Linked DNA regions of Mus musculus: regions 1, 2 and 3 are each linked to region 4. The links are chromatin loops, found by intact Hi-C in ENCODE. Cell type or tissue: heart. All regions are shown on one strand.

Region 1 (8,000 bases), 260 kb before region 4:
GAAGCAGCCAGGCCAAATTGGCTCCTGGGTGATGGTAGGGCCATCACTGGGTCCTTCCAATGTGTGTAGACCACACTGGCTCTCCTGGAGATCTAACTACCTCCATACTGTAATTGATTGATTGACAGATAGGCTCTTTATGTAACCCAGGCTGGCCTGGACCCTGAGCCCTTTCTGCCTCAGCCTCGTGAGAGCTGGGAATACAGGTTCTACATCATCCTCCACTGCTCTGTGTTCTAGGCTTTGGAGAAAGGGGAGGCTGCTTCTGCTGTAAATGGTGAGAATGTCTGAACAAGGTCCTAGAGTAAGAAGGCATTCTCTATCTACCCTGATTCTGCCAGAGCAGACTCTCAACGGCAGATCACTGGGTATCCACGTTAGTGCCCTATGAAAGTGCACGCAGGGGTACAAGAAGAGGACAACAGGCTTTCCCTTCCCCTTGGTGAGACGTATGAACGACAGGGTGCGGACAGGCACATGCTCATTGCTGGTGGGAAGGGTTCAAATTCTCCCTCAGTTAGAATCTAGTGTCCAGAGTGCAGAGTCCCGACTTCGAGCTTAATTTTCTTCTAACACTAAAGGCTCTAATGTCCGTCTCTTTTGTGTCCACATTCAATTCTGCATGAAGTGACCCCTGAAATGGTCTCTCCAACGCCTTGAAATTAGAATTCAGTGGAGCATGGCAGGGTTTACCCTGTCCTTCCAAGGAAAGCCAAGGTAGCCTCAGCATAAAGAAAGCCATTTGGGGGTGGGGGTGGGGCTTCCAGATGGGAATCTCACCTACTGGGCAACAGAGTTTTATTTTCTTTTACTTATTTTCTGAGAGAGTGGCCCCAAACTCGCCATGTAACATATTCTTTGACATCTCTTCTAGAAGATTCCATGACTGCTACCGTTTGAATAAGTAATGTTTCCCATAGTCTCATGACACTAATTCTTGGTCTCTACATAGTGGTGGGATTTCTGGAAATAAGAAGCAAGGTTGAGCTGGAGGAAGAAGGTCACTGGGGGTGGGGGTGGGGCGGTGTCTTCCCTTGGTAGTTCTCTGGCCACTTCCTGTTTAACTCTTTGTTTACTGATTGATCATCGGGTGATTAGTCCTCCTTTGCCACACGTTCCTGTCACTATGAGATTCTGCCCAATGTGAACGTTGAAACTGTAGGTATGAGCAATGATAAGCAACAACAACAACAACAATAATAATAATAATATTTTTCCTCTCAGCCTTATTTTCAGTGACAGAAAGCTAACAAATACAGGAAGTCTACTTGAGAGTAAAGAAGCTGACCGTGGACACAGGAAGTTTCTCCTACCTCCTCTGGATGGCTGATCTCGATTCCTTCTGGGCCTGTGATACCCAAGTCTAGAGCCTCCTTAGCACCCTGAATAACAGTGGGGGAAAGACAACAGAATTACAGAGGTACAAGAAACTCCCCAACCTCAGGGCCAGCCAAGGGTGCTCCTAAGCCTCTTTCTGCAGTGTACATTTTCCAAAGGAGGAGCTGGGGCCTCATGTAGGAAACATCTGATTCTCTTCATATTTCTTAAGGACTGTGCGATATCTCTTATTCTTAAAATACAGTCCAGTCATCAAGCAACGGCCAGCGGGCACCAAAGACAAACACCACTAGTCAGTTTATTAAAAGTTATAGCTGATTCTCTGGAAATCTCAACAGATAGCTGGTATCAGCAACTCCTAGGACTAGCTTCCACCCAAGACAATCAAGGGGCCCATCCTTTGTACCAGAGAACAGATGTGTATGGCATAACAATTCTGACAGAGAGGCGGGGAAATGGAGCAATGCTGTCTATTTTGCATGGTTCTTTTCAAAAAATATTCTCAAGAGATGTTCTAAATTATTTTGCTATAATAGAATTTATCATAATATTCACAATTATCATCTAAGACTTAGGAACCTCTTGAAAATTTACATATATATATAAAGTTTGTATTTCAGATCAAGATTTGGCACCCCAGATGTTCACACCTCACAGCGTTTTGTTTTACTACTTGGTTTAAGTGATCCTTAAAGGACAGTGATAGGCAGTATCCATTGGCTCTACCCCCACACAACGACCTCAGTTGCAGACTTGCCTCAGCCACGAGCTCTCCATTTTCAGCGTGGACCCGGGGGATCGCCCCGATGTCCCTGCAGGCATGAAACACTTGGTACAGCTCACTGTCTCGAAGCATGTACAAGTCCTTGTAGGTCATGAACATCTGGAAGGAGTTGACCCCCTTCTCCCGCACCAGTGTCTCCATTTCTGCTTTCACCTGGAGAGCAAAATGCAAAGTCAGCGTCCAGTAAGACAAGCAGGTTCTGGCCCAGTGGAGAGATGGGGCAGGCTGTGACCAACTGTTTCTCGGGTCCCAGGTCGGTGCTGTGAATGCCCAGTACACACAGGCCACAGCTCTCTGTCTGAGCTGACCATTCAGCGGTACTACCCACTAGATGTTCCTGGTACCTCATCGGGATATCCTGAACACCGCAGTGCTCCTGAGTCTGGCCCATGGCCTTGGACTCTGTTGCAATTGATGCTCACTGTGAACACTGAGAAATGGGCTCTTAGGTGGGATAGGTCTGCCCATCATCTTCAGGGACTCCTAAATGTTTTGTTTGGGACATAGGGAAGCTGGAATGGTGATGGGTGAGGGTTCCTGCATACAAAACAGCTTCAGGCCCCAGCCAGCTCAGTCACACACTTGTTTGGACACCAGCCCTCTGGTGCCTTCTTGTGTGTGTGTGGAGGGGTCCCATCAGCACTGTTACCTTGGGTGCCCACCAGGTGATCCCCACATGGAGGGCATAGTCACAGCAGACCTTGGGGTCAGCTAGAGCCCTGCACTTCTCATAGGCTTCCACGAGGGAGGTCTCCTTGTCTGGCAGGACGTGACCGATGATCATGGTGGTGCCTCCAACGAGGGCCGCCTGAAGGAAGAGGGAGGGAAGGTGGTCTTGTCACAGCCCTGCCTGCACTTAAGTCACCATCACGATGATGCACGGTGTTCAGGTGCACCCAGAACAACCATGGATGATCAAACCCAGTAAGGTCTGCTCAGGGGAGGGTCAGAGCTGTGACAGGGGAGGGTCAGAGCTGTGACAGGGGAGGGTCAGAGCTGTGACATGATCTTCTTTAGAACCCTGGGTTCAACAAATAAACCTGATTCTTCCTCATGTGGGGTTCTAACTTGGGTCTTTGGAAAAAGCACTTAGCATATTGGGGAGCCCAAGCCTGGCTGTTACCTTCCCAGTAAGATCTCCCTCTAAGTGATTTTTGGCTAACTCCAGTATATAGACAACAAAATCAAAGGCCCAAGGGTTTGTTTGTATATACCTGTTACAGTGGGAAGCCCAATCAAGTGTTCACATGGAAAATATGGTGAGCTAGCTACAGACATGCAGTAAAGCACTACGTGCTTTAATAGGGGATTTTAAAGATATTGTTCTCTCACCTATTTTTGTTTGTGTATTTACCCAGACAGGGTTTCTCTGTGTAGCCCTGGCAGTCCTGGAACTCACTCTGTAGACCAAGCTAGTCTCAAACTCACAGAGATCCGCCTGCCTCTGCCTGATGAGGGCTGGGGTTAAAGGCGTGCACCACCACTGACCAGCTTTTCTGTCACTTCTTATGAAGCAGTTTTACTTAACTTGGGAATAATAATAAATGGGTTGGGTCAGGCAGTGGTGGCACATGCCTTTAATCCCAGCACTCAGGAGGCAGAGGCAGACGGATTTCTGAGTTTGAGGCCATCCTGGTCTACAGAGTGAGTTCCAGGACAGCCAGGGCTCCACAGAGAAACCCTGTCTCAAACAAACAAACAAACAAACAAACAACAGAACATAATAATAATAATAATAATAATAAGAAGAAGAAGAAGAAGAAGAAGAAGAAGAAGTCAAAATTCACAAAGTAAAGTACTGTTTTGGTGTGAGAGTTGTCCAAAAAAATTCACCAGCTTCTTCCATATCAGCCCCTTTGTCCTCATGTCCCCTACCTGAGTTCATGAGCATAATTTGTCTTGTCTGGGATAGAGCACTTTCAGATGCATGACTGAATTCACAGGCTCCACAAGATATTACTTTAACAAGGTTTTTCTCCCCATCTTGTGTATATTTGTGCATGTGTATGTGTGTTTGCATGTATGTAAAGTCTGTGTGTGTGTGTGTGTGTGTGTGTGTGTGTGTGCATGCACAGGGATGTGCATGTGGAGGAGCTCAAGGTGGATATTGGGAATTATTCTCAATTGCTCTTCCATCTTAACACTAAGCAAGGTGTCTCGATCAAACCGAGAGCCCACTGATATAGCCAGTCTGCATAGCCTCCTTGCTCTGGGGTCTTCTGACTCTGTCTCTCCAGGCTGGGTTCTGGGAGTCAAATAAATTCAATTTATTTGAATAGGTAACTTTTGTGATCGTCCAAAGTGACATTTCCCAAAGGTCAGGTCAATGTGCTGTTCCCAAATAAAACCCGGTTGTTAGGATTAAAATAACCGAGAGAGGGGTCTTCACATGTGGGATAGCTTCACATGTGTTGGAAGAGAGAGCCAAGTATCACTAAGGAATGGTAAAGTATCCTTCTGATTAATTATCCTGATTCGGGGTTGGAGAGATGGCTCAGAGATTAAGAGCACTGACTACTCTTCCAGAGGTCCTGAGTTCGATTCCCAGCACCCACATGGTGGCTCATAACCATCTGTAATGGGATCTGATTCCCTTGTCTTGTGTGTCTGAAGACTGCTACAATGTACCCATATAAATAAAATAAATATCCTGATTCATTCTGCTTTCCACTGGAGGAAAAAAGCCCGATGAAGCTGTCTTCTCCATAAAGTCAAATTCCCTGATCACAAACCAGAGACACTCCTGGAGACTAAGGCCGAGAAAATGAGTCAAGCAGCCAAACTACAATTAAGAAGGAAAAAAAATCTCAGAGCCGGGATGGCCTGACTTCTTGTATTGCTTAAATGCAGCCAACAGAGGGCGGTAGCTCCGTGTAATACATGCAGGCGTGGGGGTGGGGCTGGAGCTGGGGCTGCGCAGATTGTAGTTTACTAGCTGGCTTCTGTTCCCGGTTCCGCTGGAGCCTGCGCGGCTGATTCATCCTTACAGCAGGTGGATGTACTCTGTTTTGCCCTGTCCCCGTGCACATGGGGGAGTCTGATTTACTAGCAGTGCATAGCCTACACTGTTTAGTTCTTTGGCTCTCAGTTGCTGTTCTTTGTGCCTCTCAGCACAGCGGCAGCTGTCGGTAGAAAAGAGGGGACCCGTGGAGACGCTAATGATAAAGGACCTGGGACTGTTCTTAACGCCCAGTACCCCAAGGCAAGGATAGAAAAGGCAATTCATTTAACAAATCTCCAAATACTCGACAGTACAGATCGGGCTAATAAATCGTCATCTTCCTCTGAAACTGAGCTACAGTGCAGAGAAACTGGTTTCCCCTGGAGCCCGCCCTACCCCACAACTTCCACCCTGGATGCATGCTGGGCACACAGATCCAAACTCTGCCCACTGCTACAAAATGCCACCCTTGGACCTAGTGTGTGCACATTTGTGTTTGGATCACTAAGAAGAGAGGTCCAGCCTTGTGTGGATCCTGGAAGGACTCTTGGCTTTTAGGCAGGGAATTCCAGAGACCAACAGTGGTCTGGGTATAGGTTAGGGGACTCGAGGCTGACACAGCTTCTGAGCCTGGTGGGGAATCAGTATAGGCTATCAGAAGCACCAAGCAGCATCCTCTGGAGCCTAGCCATAGGAACTGAAGAGTTCTGGAAAGCATGCTGAGCAGCGGTCTTGAATTTCCCATCTTACTGGCTGTTACCCAGGAGCAGCCACGAGCCCCCTCTGCAGCTACACATGCAGCCACACACATGTGCATCTGTACCTGTAGGGCCACAGCTGTGGAGCTCAGAAGAGCACATATTACTATTACTACCACTGCGACTCTGGGCCTCCAAACCGGAGTTCATAGGCTCAGCAGATCCTCCTCCCACCAGCTGCCGGCTCTGTGAACACGAGGACACCACAGATGTGACAGATCTTTTTATTGTCACCCCACAGGAAAGCCTTGCACAGGTCAGCAGCAGAGCAATGCACTGTCCTGTCCCTGATGCTTTAAGGAGGACGTGTTTAAGGAGGGGTGGCTGTGGGCCTGCCACACGTCACGACTACTTAGACACCACCTTTTACTTAGGTGAGCTGAAGGCAGTAGCACACAGCACAGTGCTCTCGGAGGCTGTTTTAGAGCTTCTATGGCTGGGATGAAACACATGAGCAAAGGTGGCTGGAGGAGGAAAGGGTTCCACATCAGTCCCTCCTCAAACAAAGGAAGTAGGGGCAGGAATCCCACGCAGGCCACTCTGGCTCTTCATGGCTTGCTCAACCTGCTTCTAGTACACCCCCAAGACTACCTGCCCGGAGGAAGCACCACCCACAGTGGCATGGGCCCCCCACATCCACCAGTAATCAAGAAAATGCCCCACAGGCTTGCCCACTGGCCAGTCTGGCAGGACATTTCCCAAATGAGTCTAGCTTATGTCAAGTAAAAAAGACACTAGCCAGCACAGGGGCTAAGTCGAAGGTAACAGGGCATCGCTGCCGTGACTGAAGAACAGATTCAGTGTTCATAAGACACTTGGAGCTATGTTAAATCACACACAAGCAACACAGGAGGAAGAATGCCAAGTACGTCATTGACGGCTGTTTTGAAGTGACTGCTCCCGAGTTGTTTTCTTCTTATTTTCTAAAATTTATTACATTAATTAATTAGTATACTAATTTTACAACATACGCTGAAAGCAATGTCATTTTTATACTATGCACTACACAAATAAGCCTGGAAAAAGCTAAAACTAAATTTAGTTAGCTACATTTCCATGTGTAAAAGATGTTACAGTTATAGATTTCAGATGCAGAGTAAAGGCACAGAAGATTTAAAAAAAAAAAAAAAAGTTCATGGGACCTGCCGCACACACTTATCAGATATTGTTAATTTTTACTTTTTTGGTTCAGATATTTTAAACTTTTTGTTTTTATTAAAATACTGTTTTGTGTGGCTGGAGAGATGTCTCAGTGGTTAAGAGCACTGACTGCTCTTCCAGAGGTCCTGGGTTCAATTCCCAGCATTCACTGACAGCTCACAACTGTCTAGTAATTCCAAGATCCAACACCCTCACCCAGACATACATGCAGGCAAAACATCAATGCACATAACATAGCTGTCTGAGAGGCTGAATCTGGGGGCTCATATGTTAAACCCTTGCTTTACCCCTGAGATACACCCCCAGATGAGGTTTCTTTCTTTGCATATTTAGGTATGTATATGTATGTCTGCATGTTCAGACATGTGCGTTTTCACGTGTGTGCCTTCCTGTTCATCTGTATGTATTCTCATGTGTTTTTCTGCATGTTCTGATTTATATTTGCATATATGTGGCTGCATGTGGAAGCCACAGGCTCACATCAGTTAAGTCTCTTCCTTAATTGCTCCCCACGTTATTTCCTGAGACAGTCTCTAGCTGAGCTGGGGGCTCACTGATGTGACTAGTCAACCTAGCCAGCTTGCCCCAGGGTTTCTTGTCACTGCATTTCTCAAATGCTGAGATTGTGGGAGAGCTGACACACCCATCTGGCTTTCCTGTGGTGTGGGGGAGCTGAGCTCCAGGCCTCGCACTGGCAAGTGACTTGGTTGCTGAGTGTCTCTCCGGCCTGAGGTACTTTCTAAATGAAATATTAACTCTGGCATGCCCCATGTTACTCCCTCCCTTTCCTGCTCTGAGGCTGACATACTTCTCTGTTTATCTAGTGAATTTTAAAACGGTACACGACACTATCAAGCTGTCCGTTGTCTTTGGCTACAATAACTGCTTCACCTCACGCCTGAACATCCTCATGCATGTATGAACAGAGCCCACACTCAGTGCACACTGGCAGGAAGAGGAAGTGCAGCTACATGGAGCCTGCTCACGCAGACCTCCAACAACAACCCCAGGCCTGACC
Region 2 (8,000 bases), 170 kb before region 4:
AATCCTGGATTGCTGAGTAATGGTGGATTTTATATTGTCCTTGCTTCCCAGTGTATGGTCTTTAACAGCTTCAGCTGCTCCTGCCATAGCTGAGCTATCATAAGCATAAGGCCATCGCTCGGTGCCGTCTACTGCAATGATAGTTTCCAACCCATCTATCCACATTGGTACCTTGGCACATCTTTGATCACCAGCAGTTGCCTGCATGCTGGTACCCATGCCTTCTTGGCCATTTCTTCCCTTGTAGCTCGTTGCTGTTCTGATGAGTGGGAGGCCAAGTGGTCTCCAGCTGCCACAAACCCTTCTGGGGTGACTACACCTTTTCTTTTACATTTTGATTTCGTAAGGACCAGGGTCAAATACTTAGCCTTTCAGTCACTATGTTAATCACATGCTATATGCTGGGGTCAGATCACTTGCCAGCCTTGTGCTGATGTAATGAGGGGGAACAGAGACAGGAGTTTGGGAGAAGAAAAAAAAAAAACACCCAACACAACTGACTGACATCAGCATCGACTGTCTTGTTTAGCCATGAGAGCAAAGAATTCAATGTTGGGTGAGGAGCCAGCTCAGTCCGGGGATTGCCTACCATAAAAGCGTTCAGACCCAGGGTCAGATCCCCAGCTCCCACTTAAAAGCCGGGCATGGTGGAACACGTTTGTAATCCCAGCATAGAGGGCAGAGACAGGAAGATCTGAGGCTTGCTGACCAGCCAATCTAACAGAAATGAAGCACTCCAAGTTCAGTGAAAGACCCTGCCTCAAGATAGATAGATAGATAGATAGATAGATAGATAGATAGATAGATAGATAGACGGATAGATAAAATAAAGCCCATTGGGGGTGGGAAACAGGTGCAGAGTGATAGAGGAAGATATCTCGGTGTCAATCACTGGATTCATCTGGCCCACACTAGCAAGCACACCTGTGTATACATGTAGACACACATATGCACACTGCTCCCCTGATCTTAAGGGTGCATGGCTCCCTCTACTGGCTGAAGGCTCAGGATTCATGTTTTCAGTCTCCAGGGCCTTCCCCCACCTCCCATCCCACCCCAACATACCATAAGCTGTTTGGCTCATGGCTGACTTTTCTCTAGGAAAACTGTTACATGTTAGGGAATATAACATCTGCGGTTATCTTTGGGTATAAATACTCTGTCAGAACCTGGTATTCTTATAGGCCCAAGCTCCCTGTGTAACCTGCTTTCTGAGGCAATTTTGTAGGATGTACATTTGCTATATTTCCTAGTCTTGGGAGATTCATGAAGCTACAGCCTGTTATAGAAGCCAAGAGGGTTTGTATAACCTGTGATGATTAGTGGTAAATGACACATTGATAGAATTTAGATGGACCTCTGAGAATGTCTGTAGGAAATTATCTTGATTGCATTCATTGAGACATAAAGATTTGCCCACTATGGGTGGTACTATTCCCTAGCTGAGATCTTGAACTGTTTAAATGAAGACAGGGAACTGAGAAATAGTATGCCTTCAATGCTGTCTTCTGACTGTGAATAGAATGTGACTAGCTGCTTCAAGGCCCTGCTGCCTTGACAGACTTGAACTATGAACTAAAATAACCCCTCCCTCTCTTAAGTTGCTTTTGTTAATTTGTTTTATCATAGCAATAGGAAAAGAAGCTAAGACTCAGCCCCTTGTAGGCAGGTCTTCTTAGGTTGTGGAGCTGAGCCAGCTTCAGAAAGACGAACCCTCCAATCTCCTATGAGTGTCACAAACATGCCTCCTCCTCAGACTTGTCCCAATGAATTGTATCTGGCTGACGCTATCAATGGGCACAATGTGTGCCTTTGGACTCTGCAAACCCTCCTTTCTGGGCTCAGTATGGTACCTGATGTGCCGGACGCACATCGGTGACACCAGAGAGTGCTGGGAAGAGACCCATGTGCTTTCTGCCTGTGTGGTGTTACCATCCTTACATGGAGACTTCCTTGCTGGTGAATCTGTTGCAGAACACTGCAGAACCAAAGTCTGGGAAGTGCCCTCAGGAACTGAGGCAAAGTAAAAAGGATGGCCTGGAAACTCAATTCTGAAGGAAAAAAAAGTCCAATCTGCTTATTCCTGGTACATCTAGTGAACATTTTCTGGTCCCTCACAGAAAGGTACAGATTATAACCATGGGTACCTTCATGATGGAGACTCATGTCACCCAGGAGTTCAGGCCTATAGGAACAATGTCACCTGAGAAATCCCTGCTTTTTGAGTTTACCTCTAGAAATAAGAATGCCAGGTAAGCCTGGAAGCAATATTATCAGACTTTAAGCTAAGCTCCTTAATTCTGCAGCCATGTCTGGTACCTTTACAAAGGTACAGAGAGCCCCAGCCCTTGAGACATCTGCAATGGCCTGCCAGAAAAGGAGAGAAGAAATAGAATCTACAGCTTTGTTTCTGTGGTTTTGACAAAGACTTTGACACAGGATAGTCTCCGTTGTCTCCTGCCATCTTCTACTGCTTCCCCAGGCTGGCCCCATTGTCATGGAAACAGAACCTACCACCCTCTCCTGGAAGGCATCCTGAGGGAGAAGCACAGAGTTGATATCTTAGGATTCCCAGAGTGCATTTCTCAACTCTGAGTCAGTATGGCATGTCTCTGTAAGTCGTATAAAGAGATACATCACAGAAAAGTCCTTGCTGCTTGCGTTGCTCCACAGTGTTTATCAAGAAGTAGTGGCACACACTTGTAATTTCAACACTTGGAACGGTCAACTCCAGGCTATCCCGCTGTCAGAGGAAAACAAAACCAGACATTTTCTGTTCACTCTTCTTTTCTCTTCATTTCATATTACAGAAACTTAAGGGTACTTTGGAAAGTCAATTGTGTTGGATGGTGTTTTGCTGGGACGAACACGTGAAGGAGTGTTTTCCTGAAGGGGATACAGGTGAAAGGCCGTTTCACTAAGGCAGACTCGTGAAGGAACGTTTCACTGAAGCAGACACACATGGAAGGATGTTCTGCTAAAGCAAGCACAAAAAAAAGGACATGTAATGAAGGAGCTTTCACTACAATACCCATGTGCACCTTACATTTTATAGTGGAGCTCTATTTGTCGGGACTCCATAAAGCTTTGGTGGGATGCTGCAGTCCTCCGACTCAAGTCGATTGACAGAGTGAGTGATGTCAGATGAGTCAGACTCACACGCTCAGGGAAGACACTTGATGAAGCAAGACCAGGGAGGACACATGATGATGTTTGGAGGGAGTATAAATAGGACTCGATGGATTTTAAGAGGGGCTTGCTAGCTGTACCATGCTTATTGGTCTTGTGCCTTTGCTGATCTTTGCTTCATTGAAAGAGGCAGGGCAGAGAACTTCTAGCATCCCATCGAGTCTGAGTCCCTCCTGCTGACTCCTGCCGATTCAGCTGAGGCCTCGCTGTTCCTGATAGGTCCTGCCACCGCTGTCCAGACGCTACTGAACTGACTGCTGCTGTATCTGCGAAGTGTTTTTGAGTGGATCGAGCTGCCACTGCCGACTTGTGAACTGAACCACTGAATTCCTGACAACACAGATGGGATTTGCTTCACAAGAACCATTTCTAAACAGGTCTACTTCCCCTGTACCCTAATAACCGTTCTTTTCCACTACCTCTGATGGGTGGTGGGCTAGAAAGGAAGTTAGAGCATTTGAAAAACCATCGTTCAAAGAAGGTTTTGGGGGCTGGTTAGATGGCTCATCGGTTAAGAGCACTGGCTGCTCTTCCAGAGGTCATGAGTTCAATTCCCAGCAACCACATGGTGGCTCACAATCATCTATAGGGGGATTCTGCTGCCCCCTTCAGGCAGGTGGACATATGTGCAGCAGAGCACTCACATTAAATAATAAATACAATTAAAAAAAGGTTTAGAAAAAAATTAAAGTTGCACCCACATGTCCATATACATGTGTGCCCATATACATGAAAACATGCATATGTACACATACATGGAAATATTGGAGAAAAAAGAGAAACCTACAGGCTAACAACTACCCAGAACCTTCACCACCAGAAAGTCTCCTGCATCTCACCCAGACTCAGATAAAATCTCCAGATTTCTTTTCGCTCATAGCATATAGAGCAGAATATATGCTGAAATATATTTGAGCAGTAGAAAACTGGACATGACTGAGCCTCCACTGATTGCCATTGTCTTTGAAAACTGAAGTCTATCTTCTCTTATTTCCTTACGTCTCTTCTAGGTTTATAGAGCTCTTATACATACACTACTAGTTCCCAAATCTCTCCAAATAATTACCCCTCACTTTTAAGATGGCACATGACATGGGAATTAGACTTTGACATGTTTTGTCAATGTATTTTTCTCATAAAATCTATGGTGTTTATTTTATTTTATGTTATATTTAGGAATATGGGTGTTTTGCCTGAATATAATCTATTGAGAAGGCTAGGCTGGCTCTACAACAGGCCTCAAATTGCCAGGACTGGTAAATCCAGGCCTCAGAAGGGGTCCTGCCCCTGCCCTGAGGCAAGGACAATGGGTCAGCAGCAGTTTCCAGCCCCCACACCCTGGTAATGGAATATCCTTAGAGATGGAACAAGATAAAGGTCACCTACCCCAGAATCCCCTAATGTGCTTTAAATCTGGCCTGCAAGCTCACTTGGTTGTCTCTCTATCTTGGTAATTGGAGGCCCCAGCAGGCTGGACTTCTGCAGAATAAAACACTCTTTGTGTTTACATACTATGTGAGTCCAGGGTATCATTCTTTGGCAAATCATGGACCCTTATAAGATCTGTGAACCTCCTGAATGCCTGGTGCCTGCAGAGGCCAGAAGAGGGCACTGGATCCCTGGAAATGGAGATACAGATGGCTGTGATGTAGGTGCTGGGGCTTGAACTGGGTCCTTTGGAAGAGCAGCCACTGAACAAAACCCAACAAGACCTATTGCCTGGTTCAAGATCTCCACCTTCTTAATTCTCTAGTGGTTCCTCTCCATCCTGTTGTGGCTAACCCTTACACTCTTCTTTCCACTATCCCTTTAGGAACCTCGCATTTCTCAGTCCTAGACTTCAAGGTTGCATTCTTCTCTACTCCCCTGGATACCTAGATACAACGTCTCTGTCTTTACCTGGACTGACCATGACACCCACTTCTCTACCCAACACACGTAGACTGTGCTACCTTAGGGGGTCCAGGCTGGCCCATACTTACTGCGCCAGGGCCTGGCTTCTGACCTACTACTCTCTGTCTCTCCCTAAATCTACTCTTATTTCATATGTTGATGCAATCTGTCTGGCTAAAGTAATAACTCTGCTCTTCTAAATTTCCTGTCCAGCCAAGGCTATAGAGTCTCATCTTCTAAGATCTCCAACAGGCCTTGCTTCAGGTTCCAGCTCACACTGCCAGTGATGACCTGTCCCTTCTCCACCTCTGTAACAGAAAGGAGGGATTTGCCCTCAGAGTTCTGGGTCACCAACTGGGATCCTCCTTTGCACCCGTAGCACACTTGTCAGAGAAATTAGACCTAATTTCTGATCTCTTCCTCTGTGAGATCATCCTTCAGGTTGGAATCTCAGCCTCCCTCCAGTCAATGGTCCTGAATTCACCACTCAAGTTTCTCAAACCCTGTCTAAAGTCCTCAACATCCCTTGATATTTTCATATCCTTTATCACCCCCAGTCCACAGCAAAGATGGAATGGACTGGGTCCTCACCATGGCCCCAGGTGGCAGGGCTGGCCACTTACAGTAGGCCCCTCCTCTCCACCCTCAGTCCCCAGTTCCATCTCTCTTCACGCTGCTCAAGCCACTCCTCTTCTCTTTCTCCCCTGTATGACCACCTACCACATACTCATATTATGGCCGCTCCCGCTGTAAGCTGGCCACTCCGCTGGCAGGCCCCTAGGTAACATCCTCCATACATGCTGAGTGGTGTGGTGGCAAACGGGTATCAATGGCTGGCCTGTTCCATGGACTGGAGGGCAGGTCTATGGGTGACATGGCAGTGTGCAGGTTTCTGTCTCCCTCTTCCCATGCTGTGCTGCCTGGATTTGATTTGATTTTTATGAGCCCTTGTCATAAAACAGCTTTGGCCACCAAGCCAGGCATCAAGCTAGGATGAACAAAGGCCTGCCTTCTGCTCTGCCCCTGACTGATAGAAGAACACCACCTCTGACAATGAAGCTCTTTGCCCATTGCCAGAAGGGCTGAAGGTCCAATTTTAGCCGTGGCTTTTCTCTGAAACATGCATGAAATATACATCCATAGAATTATGTAGAAATTCAGACTTTATTTTTTAATTGAAATTGGTTTCTTTACAATATTTGAAAAACACTTACATCTCGTACATTTTAAAGCAGGATAAAGTCCTATATTTATAATAGCTTTAAGTATGAATCTATCCCAGTGTCCAATATAATGAAAAAATATACATTTGGTTATATCCACACAATGGATACTTTTATTTGTTTCTTGGTGCCTACAGGGAATTGGTATCTAGACCTCCTGTGGGTGAAGATTCAAGTCCCTTATATAAAGATGGTGGTGCACGCCTGCTGCAATGTCAGCAGTTGGGAAGCTGAAGCAAGGCGCTCACCTGACTAACAGGAGAACGCACTGACTAGGTGGTGTTTTTAAAGCAGAATATTTGCAAAGAACCCACATACACCTTTCCATACACACAACCTCATCTCGACACTACTTTAATGCATAACACAATGTAAACCATTGTTGTTGTTTGGGAGAATAAGTCACAAGACTAAAACCTGTGTATGTTCAGCACAGATGCCGTTTCTCCCAAATTTTTCTTTCAATTGAGATTGTTTGAGACCAAGGAAGCAGGACTCATGTAGGCTGTGATCACACAGCCATGGGAATTAGCACAGTTGAATGAAAAAAATACAGATCTCACAAACGTAGAGCAGGATACCCAGGAGAACATAGCCTTGACCACTTCTAACAACAGCTCATGCCAATCTATAAATCGGATTACTATCCTTGGCAAAGCAGACATCTATTTGAGTGGGGCCCAGGGCAGGTGTCTCGGGAGCTGGAAATGTCTGATTCTCGACCTGCGCACTGTTATACTGGTGCTGCAGGGCTGTGAAATTGTGACTTGTGACACTTTTTCAAAGGCATGCAAATACTTCAATTAAAAAAAAAATCAATGAGGGGTTGGAGAGAGGGCTCAGCTGTTAAAGTTCCTGCCATGCAGACATGAGGACCCGAGTTCAGATCCCTAACACATAAGTAAAAAGCTAAGTATGGCCTTATGCATTTGTAACCCAAGTGCTGGGGTGGAGGAGGCTAGAGACAGGAGGATTGCTGCATTTGCTGACTATAGCCTGGCTGAGGGTCAGGCAGCTTCCAGGTTCAGTAGAAGCTCTGTCTCAAGGAAATAAGGTGGGGAATGACAAAGGAGACACCTGACATTCTTCTCTGACTTTTGCGCGCGCGCGCACGCGCGCACACACACACACACACATACAGACACACACACATACAGACACACACACATACAGACACACACACATACAGACACACACACAGAGGTGGAGACTAAAGCATAGGAGGCGACCTGGAAAAAGCTGGCTGCTCCTGTAGAGTGAAGTGAATGACAGTCACTGACTCTGTTATACTGGTGCTGCAGGGCTGTGAAATTGCGACTTGTGACACTTTTTCAAAGGCGTGCAAAACCTTTGAGGTTCTGGATGTTCGGTGCCTCAAGGTAGCTGGTGAGAGAGGAAGGATGCTCTCTAGAAGATGGCATCTGAGACCTCACATTTTCTCCCCATATAGCTGTGACAGGCACTGAAGACACGAGAAGCCGTGAGAACTAACTGAAACCATGTATAGAAACAAATGCATAGGGACTCAAGACATTCGAATCACCGGACACAGCCTGGAAACAACTACGCTTATGTTATTAAAGCAGTAAATGGGACCAGATTTGGAGCTTTCTGCGGGGAATTGTTGGGGTTCAAGAGTCAACCCACAAATTAAGCAAACACCAATCTCAGTCAGTCAAGGATGGTTTACTGAAC
Region 3 (8,000 bases), 70 kb before region 4:
GTGGGCTTAAACTGGACCCAGGGGGCTAGCTTGGATAGCAAAGGGGAGTCAGAAGAAAAGATGTGTTGGATATAAACATGTAAAAGTGCTCTCTGAGAGGTGATTTGGAGGCTGTAGAAGGAGGTCAACCAAGTAAGTAAATAAAGTCAGGCATGGAGGTGGAGTCGGGGTGAGGAGCATGGGGCAGTGGGGAGCTGTGCGGGCTTTGGTGAAGGGGGATGGGGCAGCTCGGCTTTGGGGTTTTTGTTTTTGTTTTTCTGGAAGTATTGTCCAGGAGATGCTACTTGCTGTGGTGATAAGGCTGAAGCAAGGAGGTCAGCTGAGAGGTTACTGAGAAGCTGGGGTCCCGGGGACTTAGAAGAGAGTTGTACTAATTGGGGAATTGGTGTGGGCAGAGGGAGAGAGGCGTACAGAGGCCCCCACTCTGATTTACAGAGTGCTAACCTGCTGTTAAACTCAGGCAAGTGGCAGTGGGATGTGAAGGAAGGGGCCCAGACCAAATCTGTCCTTTAGGTGGTATCTGGGAGTCCTCTCCCCACTGCTGGAGAGCAACAGAACATCAGAGCAGCATTCTGCAGTGGACACAGCATAGGCTGTGTCCAGCTCTGTCTTTTACCCACTTCCTCTCCTGTTGACTCCCAGGAAAACACTGCCATCTTGCTATGGGTTTTGCCAAATGGCAATGAGTCCCTGGGAGTTGGGCCAAGGGAAGGGGGTGGGGGTCAGGATGAGAAGGGGTGGGGAAGAGGAAGAAGATTCAGCTCCCGGAGGCATCCCAATGGCTTTGGGGCAAGGTGGGTTCCCAATCTCAGAGTCCAAGCACGTCAGGGCTGGGAAGAGCCCTTGACATCCTTTTGGCCAACCTCTACATGTTGGGACATGAGCCCAAGATCCAGGCAGCAGAAGGAACTTGACCAAGGTCGGTCATGCAGAGGTGGTGGAGCTGGGCTGCAAATCACAGGGTCCTGGGAATGGTTACACTGTGTAATCCTGGTTGGATACTTCAGCAACACGGCAAAGGGCCTGTCTTGAGGTGCTTTTCCTGGCAGACATCTATTTGTGCTCTCTCTCTCTCTCTCTCTCTCTCTCTCTCTGTGTGTGTGTGTGTGTGTGTACCTGTGTGTCATGTTCTCAGAGGAGCTGGGTGTGTGTATGGCCTCCTACAGCATGATCTGCCCTGGCTTTGGAAAAGAAGTGGAGCCATTCCCGTGAGGTGACTGTTTTACTGGGACACTGGGGAAGAAGGCTAACAGGACAGAATCTGGATTCCAGCCCCTGATCTGCTGCCCTCAGAGAATTACAGGCCCTGTCTGGTGCAGCCCAAACTCATGGAGGTGGACACACACTCACACTCACACTCACACACCCACACGGACACACGCAACCCACCCCCCTCCCTAGCAGCACTCAGTCGCAGTTAGAGAGTGGCCCCGTGTGTCGCGGAGTGCAGCTTTCCGGCATCTACGTGCCTTCCCAACGCCCAGCAGGTGTGGACACCCGGGTGCCCAAGCCCAGCGTCAGGGACACGGAGGAGTGGCGCTCTCTCCGGCCCTTACTCTGGATGCCCAGCCCCAGGGCCTAGCCCGGCCACACCCCTCCTCCCGAGCCTCGGCCGGCCGCTCCTGTCCCTCTCACACACTTAAGTCCCCTGGGGTCCTCGCACAGCCCGGCAAGGCCAACTTAGGGCTGGCCGGACTGGAGACAGGTCGAAGTCAGGGGTTCCCGCAGAGCAGACACACCGGGCTGAGCCCCGGCCACTGGGAGCGCGCGGGTTCGGCGACCCGCCCCGCTCCGCAGGGACCCCTCAGCCGCGGGCGGCTCCCCAGCATCCCAGGTCCCCGCCCCCGTCCCCGCCGGCGCGGCGAGTGTAGTTACCGATGGTGGTGATGACGGTGATGGCGAAGTAGAAGGAGCCGGCGAAGCGCCACTGCACGCCGGCCTTGTGCGGCTTGAGGCGCAGCACGACGCGCTCCAGCTCCTCGTAGCCGCCCTCGCTGAGGTTGTAGCGCGCCCGCAGCTCCAGCTGCCGCAGCTCCAGCCGCTGCCGCTCGATCATCTCCGGCTCCGACTCCAGTGCGTCGAACACCGCGGCGCCCACCAGCAGGTAGGTGAAGGTGCACACGATGAGAGCCAACGTGCGCACATTCTGCCGCTTCATCGTCCCTCCCGGGTCCTCGCCGGCCCTCCGGCGTCTCCGGCCCGCGCCCCGGCCCCGGCCGCCGCCGCCGCTGCTGCCCCGGAGGCGGCCTGGGGCATGGCTGCGCTCGCGGATCTCCACGCCGGGCACCAGCTCCGCACCCCGGGGCCACCGCCGCCGCCGCCACCGCCGCCGCCGCTGCCGGCCGCCGCGGAGCTGTCCCTTCAGCACCACCCACCACCCTCCTCCGCCCGCCCCCGCGCCCGCCCCCCGGCCGCGGGCCGCCACCTCCCGCCTGCCCTCCCGCCCAGCCAAATAAGGACTGGGGAGCCGTGCCGAGGGCGGGGGGGGGGGAGGGGGGAGCAAGCGGGAGAACCCGGGCAGGACAGAGGCGGGAGAGAGAGAGCGAGAGAGAGGGAGAGCGAGAGCTGGGGGGGGGGGGTGAGCAAGATGGGAGAGGGAGGGAGAAAGAGAGAGAGAAAGAGAGAGAGAGAGAGGGAGACAGAGATCCAGCCCGCCAGCCCCAGAGAAAACTAGGCAGGAAAACAGATAACTACAGGGAAGGGAGAGGACCCAGGGTAGGGGCCTCTGTGTGTGTGTGTGTGTGTGTGTGTGTGTGTGTGTGTGTGTGTGTGATGGAGGAGACTAACCACACAGACCCAGGAAAAGAGGGATCTGTCAGGAAAATGCGGTGCAAACGATGCAAAGAGAGGGACAGACTGAGACGGGGAAACTTGTGAGTGCTGGAGTACAAATGTCCTGAAAAGGGGCGGAAAGAGGAGAGGAAAGGGCAAGACCCCAAGCTCCCAAAAGCAATCCCTTTTCTCCACCCTTGCCCTAGTCATAGTGCTGAGGCTGGAGGGGACCTTGGGTCCCACTGGCTCAATCTTTAGCCCATGGATAAGGAACCTGGGGCATAGGAGGTGAGCTGACACATATGACACACTTGGAGAGTTGGGGGAAAGACCAGGGCTCAGTCCTCTCCACTCAGATCACATGACCCTTCCTGTGCTCCAGCGTTTGGCTTATCTTAGAAACTGGCAGGGATCTGCTGTGGCCCAGGACACACAGGAGCCAATACCCAAGGGAGAGCTTTCTCTCCGAACACTGAGTCCCTCCCAGGTTAGCACCAGGCACTGGGGACTGGCTGAGAAAGCCTAGGCTGGTGGCTGTGACCACTTACCCCATCTTGATATTGATGGCCCTTGCCCTACACCAGCACAACAGGCTTGACTTGGGCATTGCAACATAGAAAACAAAGGATGCCACCTTGTAGCACAGCACAGGATTGGGGATACAGCTAAAACTGGGGTTGGGGTAAGGGCATCCAGACCTGGTAACTCTCTGACAGACTGAAGGAACTGGCATAGGGGTCCCTCTGCCTTAGTTTCTTCATCTGTCAACCTGGTGTCTGTGGCACTGAAGAGGAAACTGGCCAGGCAGTGGGAACTCAGGCAAAGTGTCCCTGCCCCTCTTGGAGCCTCCTGTCCTTATCTCTGCCATGAGTTGTCATGGCAGATGATCCCTGGGGCCTTACTCAGCTCCAAACAGCACTGGACATGGATGGGCTGAGAGAGCAGAATGATCGGAATGCAAATCCCAGTGCCAAGAAGGGTCAAACAGCCCTTCACAGGACCCTGGCATAGGCCGAGCAGAGAGTTGTGGAAGAGACCCAAAACTCATGGCTCAGGAGGTAGCCAGCGGGGGGGGGGGGGGCACCATCTGCCACATTCTGGGCTGGGATGTCATTGCCAGATACCACTTTGTGTCCAAAAGCACCTCAGAAGAGCTACCTGCCCATTCAGTCCACAAGGATGCAACCCTGTATCTTTCAGAGTATGCTATACCTGTGACCTTAATCTTTTCCTTGGTCCTCAAAGGTAGGTTTGCTTATAATTAGGACTGTTTTATAGATGAAGAAACTGAGGCTAACAGCAATACAATCACCCAGGGTCACTGAGTTGGAAAGAGACTTCTTGTCTGTTTCTCGAGCTCACATTCTTCTCCTTGACAGTCTTCTCCTTGAGTCCTTGAGCCTTTCTTTCTCCACCTGTAAGATGGGTTTGATCATTATGTATTAGTCTCCTGAGCAGTTGGCTGTAAGGAATCAAAGGAAGTCACATGTTTGCAAGGAGAATAGGTGAGGTTCTCTAGTGACCTTTACCTTTTTTAAAGACTCAGGCGTCTAGACCAGCACACCTCAATGAGGGACCTGTGCCTCCTCTCCCCACAAAGGAAGGTCTTTCCTTGGCCTTGTGGGCCTGTTGGGGATCTTTGTCCCTGGCATCCTTTGGCTTCAGGAAGAAGAGCCATGCCATTCCCAGAATCCCATGCACTTCTGATGTGCTGGTTCCCAGTCAGGATCCTCCCAGGAACCATTTACTCCCAAGATCTGTCTGTCTGTGCAAGTGACTTCCTTAGGGCTGGGCTTTAGTGGGGATGCTGTCATGTTTTTCCCACTTCCGGGTGCCAACCCCAGACTGCTATACAAATGAAAGGCAGTATTATTAAGTAAAAGAGGTTTAGGGAAGGGGAAAGCTGTCTTTGGGGCAAAATATTTATTATTAATTTAATTGTTCTTGTAGCTCTTGAGAACTAAAGGATTCTCAGATGTCCTCTCTCTCAGCTTTCTCATGTTACAGATAAGGAAACTGAGGCCTGGACAGTACTGAGAAAGGCAGTGAGGGTCCTACAGAGGGAAGCAGTGCTTACAAGCTTCTGTCATATCCAGGACCAGAACACCTGTATTGCATGTCCTGAGTCCTGGAGGGCAGCTTGCGTTCCCCTGTCCATCCTGTCCCTTGCAGAGGGAGGGTTGGGACAGAGGAGCACAGTCAAGGTTTCTGATCAACCCCTGGGACAGCAGGCACCATTTCAGCCATCCTCTTCCTGGTGAGCTGGGTTGGATTGCATCAAAGACCCAACAGCATACCTCAGTATCTTCTGCACGGGACCCTCGGACCTGCCCACACCTGCTCAAAGTCAACCTGTTTCTGCCTGTGTTTGCAGCAGCATTAGAGGTCAGCTGCCCCCTTGCCACATCCCTAAGTGGTGGATTCAGACCAGAAAATATCAGCATGCCTTCCATTTATAACATCCCATGCCCTTCCTGGCCTGATTACATCTGTTTGATCCATCCTCTTGAGAATTAGGCAAAATAGGGATAAACAGCCGCTTCTTTGAAGACTAGTTTGTGAGGAAAACAACTGCCACAAGGTTAGAGTAAATTGTTTGGGATTTACCATTAGCTACCATGCCCCACTGTATACTAAATATTACACACAGTCATTTCCAGCTTAGCATGCCTCTCTGTCCATCTGTAAGCTCCCAATACATCTGTGTTCTCTCATGTTCCCTGAGACTCCCAGGTCTCCAGGGTTCCCATAAGTTAAGAAACTGGTACCTCTCCTCGTTCTTCTGCCAACCGTATATTCATTCAGGCTTCAAGACCCAGCTCGAAGGCTCCATGAAGCACTTCCCCCTCCTGCCCCCCTCCCCCACATCTGAACTACCTGCTCCTTTGTACCTTTGTGGACAACTGAGTCTCTTGCTAAGTAGCTTATTTGCTCTCATGACCCCCTCACTGGCTTGATATCTTTTCCTGGGTAGAGACAATACTATTCTTTTAAAACACTATTCTTCCCATAATGCTTTGTACATCAAAGCTGCACTACACATTTCGACACAGGCCCAGCCCGGAACAGTCCTGCCTCTGCTGCTTGGGTGTTAAAGTGACTCGGACAGTTGAGTCCGGGACAGAAAAACTTCAGCAATCCTGCTTCCATGCCTACAGACAAGATTCTTCTCAAGCTGGGGCAAGTCCTGCCAGGGAGGAGAACGGCAAAGACAGAGCCAAGCTTCTGCAGGGCTAAGGAAGCAGGCTGTGCGGCACGAGGGGAAGTGAACTGACAGCCCTGAGTCTTGGGCTTGGGAACTAATGCTGCAGGCTGAATCAGGGAAACAGAGCGGCTTCTCTCTGCCTCAGTTCCTATTTTTTTTTATTAGATATTTTCTTTATTTACATTTCAAATGTTATCCCGAAAGTTCCCTATACCCTTTGGTTCCTATTTTTGACACGTCCTGACGATGCCCTTGCCCATTTTACAATGATGGAAGGTGTGGGCTTCAGGGACGGAGGCACAGAGACACTCCATCCCACTACTTCTGATCCCTGCTGTGTGGACTGCTTGGTTGGAGAGTGGGGCAAGGCCAGTGAGAGATGGAGTGGAGAAGCTGACCTGGGGTCAGACAAACCTGGTTTAAGGCCTGACCCATCAGTTCTGAGCTAGCCCAGAGCCTCAGGAGAAGCTCTGGTCCATCCTGTCTAGAGCAGACCATAGGTCCCCACCAGCCTTTCCTACCTCACTCATAGGAGTGAGCTTTTGCACAACAGCACAGAGGAGGTACTTTGCAAACTTTTCTTGAGCCCTTCCTGCCTGCTCTAGTCACCTAGGTGGGTCAGTGAGAGCCGGGGCTTCAGAGAAGCAAGGGGAAGGGGAAGGACTCCAGAGCCATCTCAATATGAGCCAGGGGAAGGCTGAAGTAGTAAGAGAACCAGGACTCAGGAGCAAAGGCAGAGAAACACAGTTGGCTGCCATGGGCTGCCGCACCAGCCATAGCCCCGGATAGTAGGTGTTGGGTGCGGCTGAGAGGTTTCTTGGTGTATCTCCGGAGGTAGTGAAGTTGGGGATTAGCTTGGCTTTTAGAGCATAACTGGTCCCACAGCAATGGCTTGTGTTTGTCAAGAGCCACTGTTTGTTTAACATCTCAAGCCCAAGTCAAACACAAAAGGCAACTTTTAGCAAAGCAGGACTCTGTGGGCTATCAGGAGAGGACTGGGCTGAAGAGCTAAACACCTGGCCCTCTTAGCCTTGCTTTAGCTGGCTGAGGGAAAGGGCTGTCTCAATCTGAGAGCTCAAAGGGTGCAAAATCCTGGCGTCTAATAAGACGGAGGACCAGTTATTCTCAGAAACACTGCTGGGGGGGGGGGGGGGGGCTCAGGTTTGCTCCTGGTCAGCATTTGCATAAAGATTAAGTCCTGAGTCTAGGCTGCCCGTCCCCTCCCCCCTCCACCGAGACAGCCCTCCTTTCTCCTGGCTGCAGTCTACCTGCAGTGAGCATCCCCACCCCATGGGTGCTTGAGCATGTGCTGGGAGGGGCAGCTAGGACCCATACCCAGAAGTGGCCACAGTGTATCCGCCCCCTGTGTGTTACTAAATCCTGCTGCTTGTCCTCAGCTGGCTATCTTGGTTTTTATTCTCTCTGGCAGTGTGGGAGCTTGCCCACTTCCTCCTCAGCGATGCTGCCGTTACTCACTTTCTGATTTCCATGTATTTTCCAGGCCTCCCTATTTTCTCTGAAGACTCCTCCTTCTCTCCCTTTCCCTTTCTTCTTTAGAACTTCTGCAGTCTCACCCTTGAAGCAGGGACACTGGAGGGACTCAGCCATTACTGAGATCACAGGCAGGCCAACGGGTAAGACTCCTCTTCAGCCTGCTGTATGTGGGCATGTGTGCATGTGTGCATGTGTGCATGTGTGCATGTGTGCATGTGTGCATGTGTGCCCGTGTGTGCATGTGTGCCCGTGTGTGCATGTGTGCATGTGTGCATGTGTGCCCGTGTGTGCATGTGTGCATGTGTGCCCGTGTGTGCATGTGTGCATGTGTGCCCGTGTGTGCATGTGTGCCCGTGTGTGCATGTGTGCATGTGTGCATGTGTGCATGTGTGCCCGTGTGTGCATGTGTGCATGTGTGCATGTGTGCATGTGTGCATGTGGGCATGTGGGCATGTGTGCATGTGTGCATGTGTGCATGTGTGCCCGTGTGTGCAGGTGTTGTGAGCTTTACTGTTTCAGCTTCTGTCCT
Region 4 (8,000 bases):
TCCCAAGGGTCCTCCGCCCAGGCTGGCCTCAGGCAGCTGGCTTCCTCCTAGTATTTAGACTCCTGCTTTGAACAAACTGCTTGTGAACTGCAAGTGCAGAGTGCACCGCAAATGACTTTTATATTGGCTACCCTGGGCTTTGTTTGTATTTTCTCCAGAAACTCTTAGAAACTGTCATTAAGCTCTCAGCCTGTGCCCTAGGAACTGTTCTCATTCACCTCGCCATGCAACAGCACCAGCGCTAACACAGAGAAGCCATCTCTGCACCCAGAGTCACAACCTGCTCTGGACAGGACCGGCAGAGACATGGAGTTTGTGGCTGTGAACCACTCTCCTCACTTTGTGGAGTACATGGCCTGGCTTCCTCCTCCCCTTTCCTGTGTCTTTTTGGGGAGGAGGCATAAGGACCAGGGGCTCTTGCCTCTCCTGTTCTTTCTGCATCCACTTTACATTAATCCAAACAAACGCTTGTCCTCTTAGCAGAGATTCACAAACATTGCCTTGGCCTAGCCCTGTAGTAACCACTAACCCAGAAAGCCGGAGAGCAGTTGGGTGGCTGCAGAGCAGGCTTGCATTCATTCGACCCTCCCTTCCTCTCTCTCTTCTCCATCTGGCCTCCCCGCTCTGCCTCACGCCCTCCTCTTAAGCAGTAGCTGCTGTTCCCAGGCAGGTCCTCCGAGCAGAAGGCTGTCTCACCCACAGAGCCCACCCTCCTAGGACCAGCAGCTTCACAATGTGGGTGGTAATTGTTTTTCCCCCCTGTCCCCATGAGACGAAATGGCAAAGATACAGCATTGAACTGCATAGCCTTTCCCACAAACCCAGCACTTTACTGGGGGTTCCAGGCAGAAGAGTCTTCATCAGAAATGCATTTATTTACTGAATGTGGCAAACATTGCAAAGAAAGGAGGAGGGATGGCAGCTGGAGGATCTGTTTGCAGGAGAGACAGTCTGTCAGAGGTGTAAGGAGCCATGGGGAGCAGGGTACCTGTGAGATAAACACCGTGCCTTTGTAAGGCCCGACTGTAGCCGCATAGAAGGGGGAAAAGGAAGTTTGGTGGTGGGCTGAAGCTGAGTTTTCAGATGGGTGTCTGTCCTGTGCACCTGATAGGTGACTTTGCCCTACCTGTAGCTCTGTCCCCCCTTGCTGGATGAAAGGTCCTGGTAGGGGCAGGAACCACCAGTGGAGACAGCCCAAGGACATCCTAACTCTTGCCTGCTGTTTCTTGGTGTTTTGACGGTCACCGAGGACTTCTGTATTGTCGGACCGTTGGCCACACAGAGACTCAGAAGGACCACTGTGCTTAAGGAACTGGGATTCCTGCTAAAGCTCCCCTTAGGCCCGCAACAAGTGCGTACCTCCGCTCCAACTGCAGAGTGAAACAATGCACAGGCAGCTTTGAAATCCAGGAGCTGCATCCTGGCATACTGGCTTGGGAAACAGGCTTGCTGGGAGCTTAAAACCGCATAGTTCTCTACTGTGGCAGGTCGAACATGATACTGATGGCAGGCTGGCCAAGTGGGCTGGGCTGATAACACTATAGAACGTTTACCAGTGGCCTGTGTACCAGATACACATATGGTCTCATTCAAACAGCATAAAAACCCATGAACTAAGTTCTTAGCCTGCCCCTTTTATAGATGGGGAAATGGAGAGGCCCTGTGGTCTACCCAAAGTCACAGAGCTTGTTTTTGCTGTTTTTATTATACAGAGTCTTAAATATTATTTAATACGTCCAGAACCTCTTCTTGGTTCACTGTGTCCCAAGCCTTCCACAGCATAAGGCCCAAGTCCTGGATGGCCTCGGAAGAATCAGGCCCCTTTAGCTCTTCCTTAGGAAAGGTCTATGGCAGGAAGATCTTCTGGAAGGTTCCTCGGGGAAGCATTAGATAGCTACGGGCCTGGAATCTAGGCAGAGAACCGGTCTGCTGGAGCTGAGCCAGGTGCAGGCCTTGTGAACCCACAGTTGTTTAATAATATTTAATGTTTTTACTGCCTAGCTTGCCTATTTGTTCCATCAGTGATCTGCCTCCAGCTGCCGGCAGGACACATCCCCAGCTTGTCCCTGCCAGCCCATCTGTCACCAGAAGACAGCTTTCATAGGACCTTTAAGAAGGGTGAACTTTTGAGGCAGAGACTAGTGGGGATAACCCCCCTGCCCCCAGGGCCTGGCTACAGAAGAAGAGTGTTTACCTGCCAGCTTCAACCTAGGAGTTCTCGCCCCGACCCTCCTCTGTCCCTCGTTCCCACCCCTCCACCCCTCTTCACCCTCATGTTTCAGCTCCCATCCCCTGAAATGGGCATGCAGGGTCACGCAGAACAGTCAGGGCCTCCAAGGGCCTTCAGGGTCCCAGGCCAGCCCTGTTACTGTTCTCTTCTCTGTAGCTCTGCTTGTCCTGTGGAAAGCAGGGAACTGGGAGAAGCCTGAAGCAAGAGAGAGCCCTCGGCCTCACTCTGTGGTCTCTTCTCCAGGGATCTGCCTCCATCTCCTCATCCCTCCACTGGCCTCAGTCCTTCCCTGGTCTGCTTCTTCCTGGTCCTCCCTTCCAGGCTGTTTGTCTGTCCTCCCTCTCAGCACACACTCCACTGTCCTGGCTCGAACCATCATGCTTTGCTGTGTGCTGCAGTCCTGGCTCGTCGGCCATTGCCCTGTACAGTTTCAATTACCCACAGCCAACTGCGGCCTACCAAGGGTAGTGTTTCTGTGGTCTGCAAAGAAACAGCTAATTAATTAATTTATTTATTAAATTTTATGTCTGTGTGTCTGTCTGTGTCCATGAGTACAATTATCCTCAGAGGCCGGAGGTGTTGGATCCCCCATGTCAGTAGAGTTACAGGCAGTTGCGAGTGCTGGGAACCAAACTCAGATCCTCTGCAAGAGCAGCATGTGCTCTTAATCCTCGAGCCATCGCAGGCAGCAGAAATCAATGGAGTATGCGTTTCTGAGTACCCTGATGGAATCTTGCTTTCCAGCTGGAGACACAACTCTTCCCTGCATCCAGAGAATCCACACTGTGTGTGCTACCCTCCTACTGAACACCCAGTAGTTACCTCAGTTGTCTGAGCAACTTCGAGGTATCACGGAGCTTGTGCAAGGCTTCAGGCCTATCTTAACTTCCCACTTCCCCTGAGGATAAAGGGGGCTGTGGTGTCTGGTTTAGACTTTTCTCTCATGTTTTGCGTTTCTGGAGAGACATCTCTAAGTGCAGGGGGCCTCATGGAAAAGGCAGATATAGCTTCCATGTCATGATGGGAGACCCCCCACCCCCAGGATCTAGTTCGGGGACTCACACACACTTGCTACAAGGGCATGAGTTCAGATTATGAGCTTTGCAACTTTATATCCACAGATAAAGTGGCATTTTCACCAGTCCTGACCTGTCTTCTGAACCCCTGACAGCTGGCATTCTCAACATGGGATTCTGAGTAATGCCCTGGGACCCTCATGTCCTATGTTTAGGAACATGATTTTTGAGAAATTTTGGGGGGTTTACTTAAATATCCAAAGGTCTTAGAAAGTCTGTACAAAAAACACCCGCAAGGTTCTTTAAGGCTACCGCAGACAGTCAGGGGCCAGTTCTCCCTGTGAGCCCTGCTTTCTTTACTGTCACACAGAGCGCTAATGTCTGCCTTGCTACTGTCTGCATACAGCAGGCGCTCATTTGTGTTGGATTTGGGAACTGACCCTGTGGTTCTGACCTAACACTGCCACCTTCTGGTGAAACTGCTCTGGTGCCAAAGGGCTGTTCCGGGTTCAGATCAGGAAGCAGGGGTTCCTCCTGGGCATACAGGAGAGGAACCTCACACAGAAGGGTCCACCCAGCTCTTCTGCTTTCAAGGAGCACAGAGCTCCATTGACCTGTGGCCCCCGTGCCACTGCTCCTGCCACCAAGCTCTTCCGTTCCTCTGGGACAGCTACTTCCCAGGGAGCAGACAGCTCAGAAGTTGTGTGGGAGGGTTCCAGCATTCGCTGGCCTGTAGACACCCCCTCCCCCCATAGCTCTCCCTCCTCAACAGGTGAAGGATCTTGTAAAGACTTATTTTTAGTTATCCTTTTCCTTTTTCCTATACATAACTTCCATGTATGCACCGTTTTCACTGAAAAACCCACAACTTTTGATATGCTTTTATTTTCACTTAACTCAAAATATGTTCTCATTTGCTGTGGGTTTTTTAGTTGTTTTCTCCATTGTTGATTTCTAATTATTTAGTAATGATAAAATAACACAGTTTGTATGATTTAAGCCCTCTTAAATTCAGTGACTTGCTTTTTAACTCAAAATCTGGTCTATTTTGCTCAATGTTCAAAATGTACTTGAAAAAAAATGTTTATTTGCTGTGATAGGTAAAACTTTCTAGAAAATAGTGATTACATCCTGTTGGTTGATAGTCTTACATTCCTTATGACTTTGGGGGCAGTTTACCTGTTCTACTATTGGCAGAAAAATGTTGACATTTCCACCTGGAATCATGGATTGTCTCTTCAAAAGACTCTTCTGTTCTCTCATTTCTGGTCTCTTCACTCCTCTGTGTAGATCTGAGTTTCTTTCCGGTATTTTCCTTGTGCTTATTCTGGGTTTCTTCCTGGGATGCTTTTTCCAGCTCCAGTCGGCTGCTATCAAGTTCTCTCAGCTTTGTTTGTTGGGGGTAAAACAACTCTCCTGCCTGGAGGACATCTTTGCTAGGTATAGAATATAGCAGGATAAGAACTTTATTTCGTTCTCCAGAAAATTAAACAATGGTTTTCTTCTCATCTGATCTGCTTACACAGGAAATCTGGTGTCATTTTATTTTTGTTCCTGTCTAGGTCCTCCTTTTATCTCTGGAAAAAAGTTGGGGCTTTTGTTGTTGTTTTGATTTTATTTTATTTTGTTTTGATATGTGTGATTACAGTTTACAAATCATTTCTTTTCTAATGCTTGTTTGCTTTGAGACAGGGACTCACTTTGTTGCTAGGCTGGTGTGAAACTCCTGAGCTCAGGCAATCAATCTCCTGCTTTATTTTTTAGAGTAGATGGGTTTTATAGTGTGTACCTCTGAGCCCAGCTTCCTCTACCTTCTAAAACATAAGTAGTGTGGCTACAGATGTTATTTTACTGTCAGTGCCTACCCTGTCATTTGAGTCACCGTGGACCCTGTTTCTGTTACATTATTTTTCTGCTAATGTGACCCCCATCCAATAGCATTTTTTACATGGCTTTTTTTTTTTTTTTTTTTTTTTTTTTGTTCAAGACAGGGTTTCTCTGTGTAACCCTGGCTGTCCTGGAACTCACTCTGTAGACCAGACTAGCCTCGAACTCAGAAATCCACCTGCCTCTCAGGTCCTGGGATTAAAGGCATACACCACCACTGCCCGGCTCTGTTCACATATTCTTGAGTTTTGTTTCCAAACGTGGTTTGTTACTGCAACAGTTTCTCATGGGATTTAGAAGGTGGGCTCTGTTCTCTGCTTTCAGTCCACCTTCCCTGATGTCAGTATTTTACAGAATCATGTCATACCAATCAAAACTAGGAAATTTGGAGTTTGGGAGACAGTTCTGTCAGCAAAGTGTTTGCTGCTGGAACCTGAGATCAATGCCCAGAGTCCATAAAAAAAAAAAAAAAAAGAGCCAGGCACTCACCTAGGCAGCATGTATACTAAAATTGGAATGATACAGAGATCAGCATATAGCCCCTGGGCAAATGGTGAGACAGAGATATGTGAAGCAGGGCATATTAATTTGTAATCCCAGGGCTGGGAAGGCAGAGACAGGCAGATCCCTGGAGTCCTAGCCTAAAGTCACAGCTGCTTAGCTTGGCATAGCTCAGGCTAGTGAGAGACCCTGCCTCAGACAGACAAGGTTGATAGCACATGGGAGGAACAGTTGAGGCTGCCCTCTGACCTTCACAGACTGGCACATGCATGTGTGAACAGTCTGCACCTGCAAACACAGGAGCACACACCCACACCCTGATGTCACCCATCAGTAGTTAGCCTTTGTAGCTCTCTACTTACGTTTGGTAGACACCACGGAGTCCATGCTGGTGCCTGGCTATCACACCTTGCTTACTCCACATGGTAACCTGTGATTTATGTTTTGAACTCAGGTGTGGTCTCAGAGTCCCTGACCCCCCACCTCTGTGAGAAGCAAACTCCTCATGGATCTCAGAGTACAGTGAGGATTTTTACTCTCTCTGCCTCTCCAGAACCCAGCTCGATCAGTGTTTCTTCTGTCTGTCCGCTCTTTCGAGAGTTTTTGGCCACATGTCTGCAGTGTTTTCATCTGTTGCAGGCCTGGCATCCCTCAGGAGCTCACTGCCATCCCGTTGCTAACTGCTTTTAATTTGCACCCAGCAAGAGCTCACTCCTGTGGTGTATGGCACTGAAGCTCTGAAAAATGCATAGACTGGGCTGGAGAGAAGGCTCAGCGGTTGGGAGCGAGCACTGCTCTTACAGAGGACCCGAAGCCTATCTTAGGCAGCTCCTTGTAACTGATCCAACACCTCCAGTGTGTACTATGTACACATACTGACAGACAGACAGATACAATTAAAAGCAGTGTGTGTGTGTGTGTGTGTGTGTGTGTGTGTGTATGCGCGCGTGTATTTAAATAATGCAAAAAGGCTGGATTTACCCCCTCAAGTGGCACCATCCGGTCCCTTTACTATAAACCATTCCTTGTGAGCCCCACCCCCTGCCATGTTAGCTTCTCCTTCCCCAACCAATGGCTACTGCACCCTCATCTGTTTTCCATGCCTATAATTCTGTGTTTTCCAGAACAGATTCCTACAATATGTAGCTGCTCTCTCTTTCCTCTTCCTTCTACCTTCCTCACCCCCCTTTCTTTGCTTCCTTTCTTTAATGTTTTTTTTTTAATTTTTTTATTTTTTTTTTTTTTGAGACTGGGTCTCAGTAGCTCAGACTGGCTCAGTTGAACTCTTAATCTTCTAGCTTCCGCCTCCTGAGAGCTGGAGTTACAGGCGCTGTGCCAGGCTCAATACGTAGCCCTTGTAGCCCAATTTCCCTCGCTCAGCAAAATCCATTGAAGGCTCTCTGGCATTGTGGCGTTCATCAATGGCTTCTCCTTTCTCCGAGCGGCATTCCATCTTCTAGCTGTGTCTCAGCTTGTTTATCCATTCATCTCTTGAAGTGTATATTGATTGTTGTAGCTTGCCTTTTTATTCTCGTAATGATGTCTTTTGAACAATGTAATTTTTCAATTTTGGGATACTCAAATGTATGGAGGTCCCCCTATGGTTAGTGCTTTTGTATATTGTTAAACAATCTTTGCCTCAAGGTTAAGATATTCTGGGTTTTAAAAAAATCCAGCCGGGTGTGGTGGCGCACGCCTTTAATCCCAACACTTGGGAGGCAGAGGCAGGCAGATTTCTGAGTTTGAGGCCAGCCTGGTCTACAGCGTGAGTTCCAGGACAGCCAGGACTACACAGAGAAACCCTGTCTCGAAAAAAAAAAAAAAAATCCAATGTTTGTGAATTTAGACTGCTAGTCCTATATTAGATTATGGCTCAACCTGGGATTGCTTTTGCGCTTTGTGTGAGGTAGGGATCAGGATCCACCATTCCCCAGTGTCACTGCCTACCAGCCCAGCAGCCAGGGTTGGTGCCTCCCTTTCTCTTGGGTGCATAACAGGGTCTTTCCATCACAGATGGGGGCATTGGTATTGGAGTCTCTACTCTGGCCTGGTTCATTTGACCTTATATCAATCTCACACTGCCTCAGTTTCCGATGCTCTAGTCCAGGATTGCCTCTGCTGTTCCAAACTCTTCGCATTTCCATGGAGAGAACCAGCTTGCTGGCTTTCACAAACACGGCACCTGGAGGACTTTAACTAGAACTTCAGTAACGTTGTGGATCAACGCGGGGAGACTCTGTATCTTATGGCTGAGTCTTTCAATTCAGGACTATGATATATATGAGAAGAAATGTTAAAGACGTGGAGATGAGTGGCTCAGGCACAACGTTCTTTCAAGGCCTGAGATTTGTCCACCCAAATGTGTA

The links. Hi-C counts contacts between places; a loop is a spot of excess contacts. Peaks named below come from ENCODE experiments on the same cell type or tissue, not always from the same donor. Only the 100,000 strongest peaks of a DNase experiment are listed, where the experiment ranks them.
Region 1: it touches region 4 in a loop (2.8-fold over the local background); 4 of 42 quality-filtered maps call a loop at or near these places.
Region 2: a loop joins it to region 4, with 10 times the contacts of the local background. A loop is called at or near these places in 6 of 42 quality-filtered maps.
Region 3: it touches region 4 in a loop (2.6-fold over the local background); 7 of 42 quality-filtered maps call a loop at or near these places.

The regions. Positions count from the first base shown.
Region 1 is chr5:30,772,250-30,780,249 of GRCm38, reverse strand. It overlaps Dpysl5 (dihydropyrimidinase-like 5), which reads right to left. Exons shown (of 13, transcript NM_001356948.1): 3 at 2,772-2,930; 4 at 2,096-2,275; 5 at 1,314-1,382. Among named protein-coding and RNA genes, the nearest start is that of Gm46907, 39 kb to the left of the region's middle. In heart, a CTCF peak has its summit at 4,970 (motif pointing right); a DNase peak (open chromatin) is centred at 5,029; H3K4me3 peaks cover 570 bases; H3K27ac peaks cover 424 bases; H3K27me3 peaks cover 1,654 bases.
Region 2 is chr5:30,679,969-30,687,968 of GRCm38, reverse strand. It overlaps LOC115490283 (a small nucleolar RNA gene), which reads right to left and starts at 6,166; the gene lies at 6,021-6,166. It also overlaps the pseudogene Gm18389. In heart, CTCF peaks have their summits at 986 (motif pointing left), 3,805 (motif pointing left) and 4,777 (motif pointing right); no DNase peak of the experiment used is centred here.
Region 3 is chr5:30,582,475-30,590,474 of GRCm38, reverse strand. Kcnk3 (potassium channel, subfamily K, member 3) reads right to left here and starts at 2,305. Exons shown (of 2, transcript NM_010608.2): 1 at 1,876-2,305. The coding sequence starts at 2,158. Gm9899 (predicted gene 9899) reads left to right here and starts at 1,856. Exons shown (of 4, transcript NR_040427.1): 1 at 1,856-2,104; 2 at 7,535-7,611. In heart, no CTCF peak of the experiment used is centred here; DNase peaks (open chromatin) are centred at 1,611, 2,404, 3,184, 3,604 and 1 weaker place; H3K4me3 peaks cover 2,675 bases; H3K27ac peaks cover 3,091 bases; H3K27me3 peaks cover 2,319 bases.
Region 4 is chr5:30,512,299-30,520,298 of GRCm38, reverse strand. The region is part of intron 3 of Cib4 (calcium and integrin binding family member 4); the gene reads left to right. Among named protein-coding and RNA genes, the nearest start is that of Gm40272, 29 kb to the left of the region's middle. In heart, a CTCF peak has its summit at 3,718 (motif pointing left); a DNase peak (open chromatin) is centred at 3,728; H3K27ac peaks cover 3,016 bases.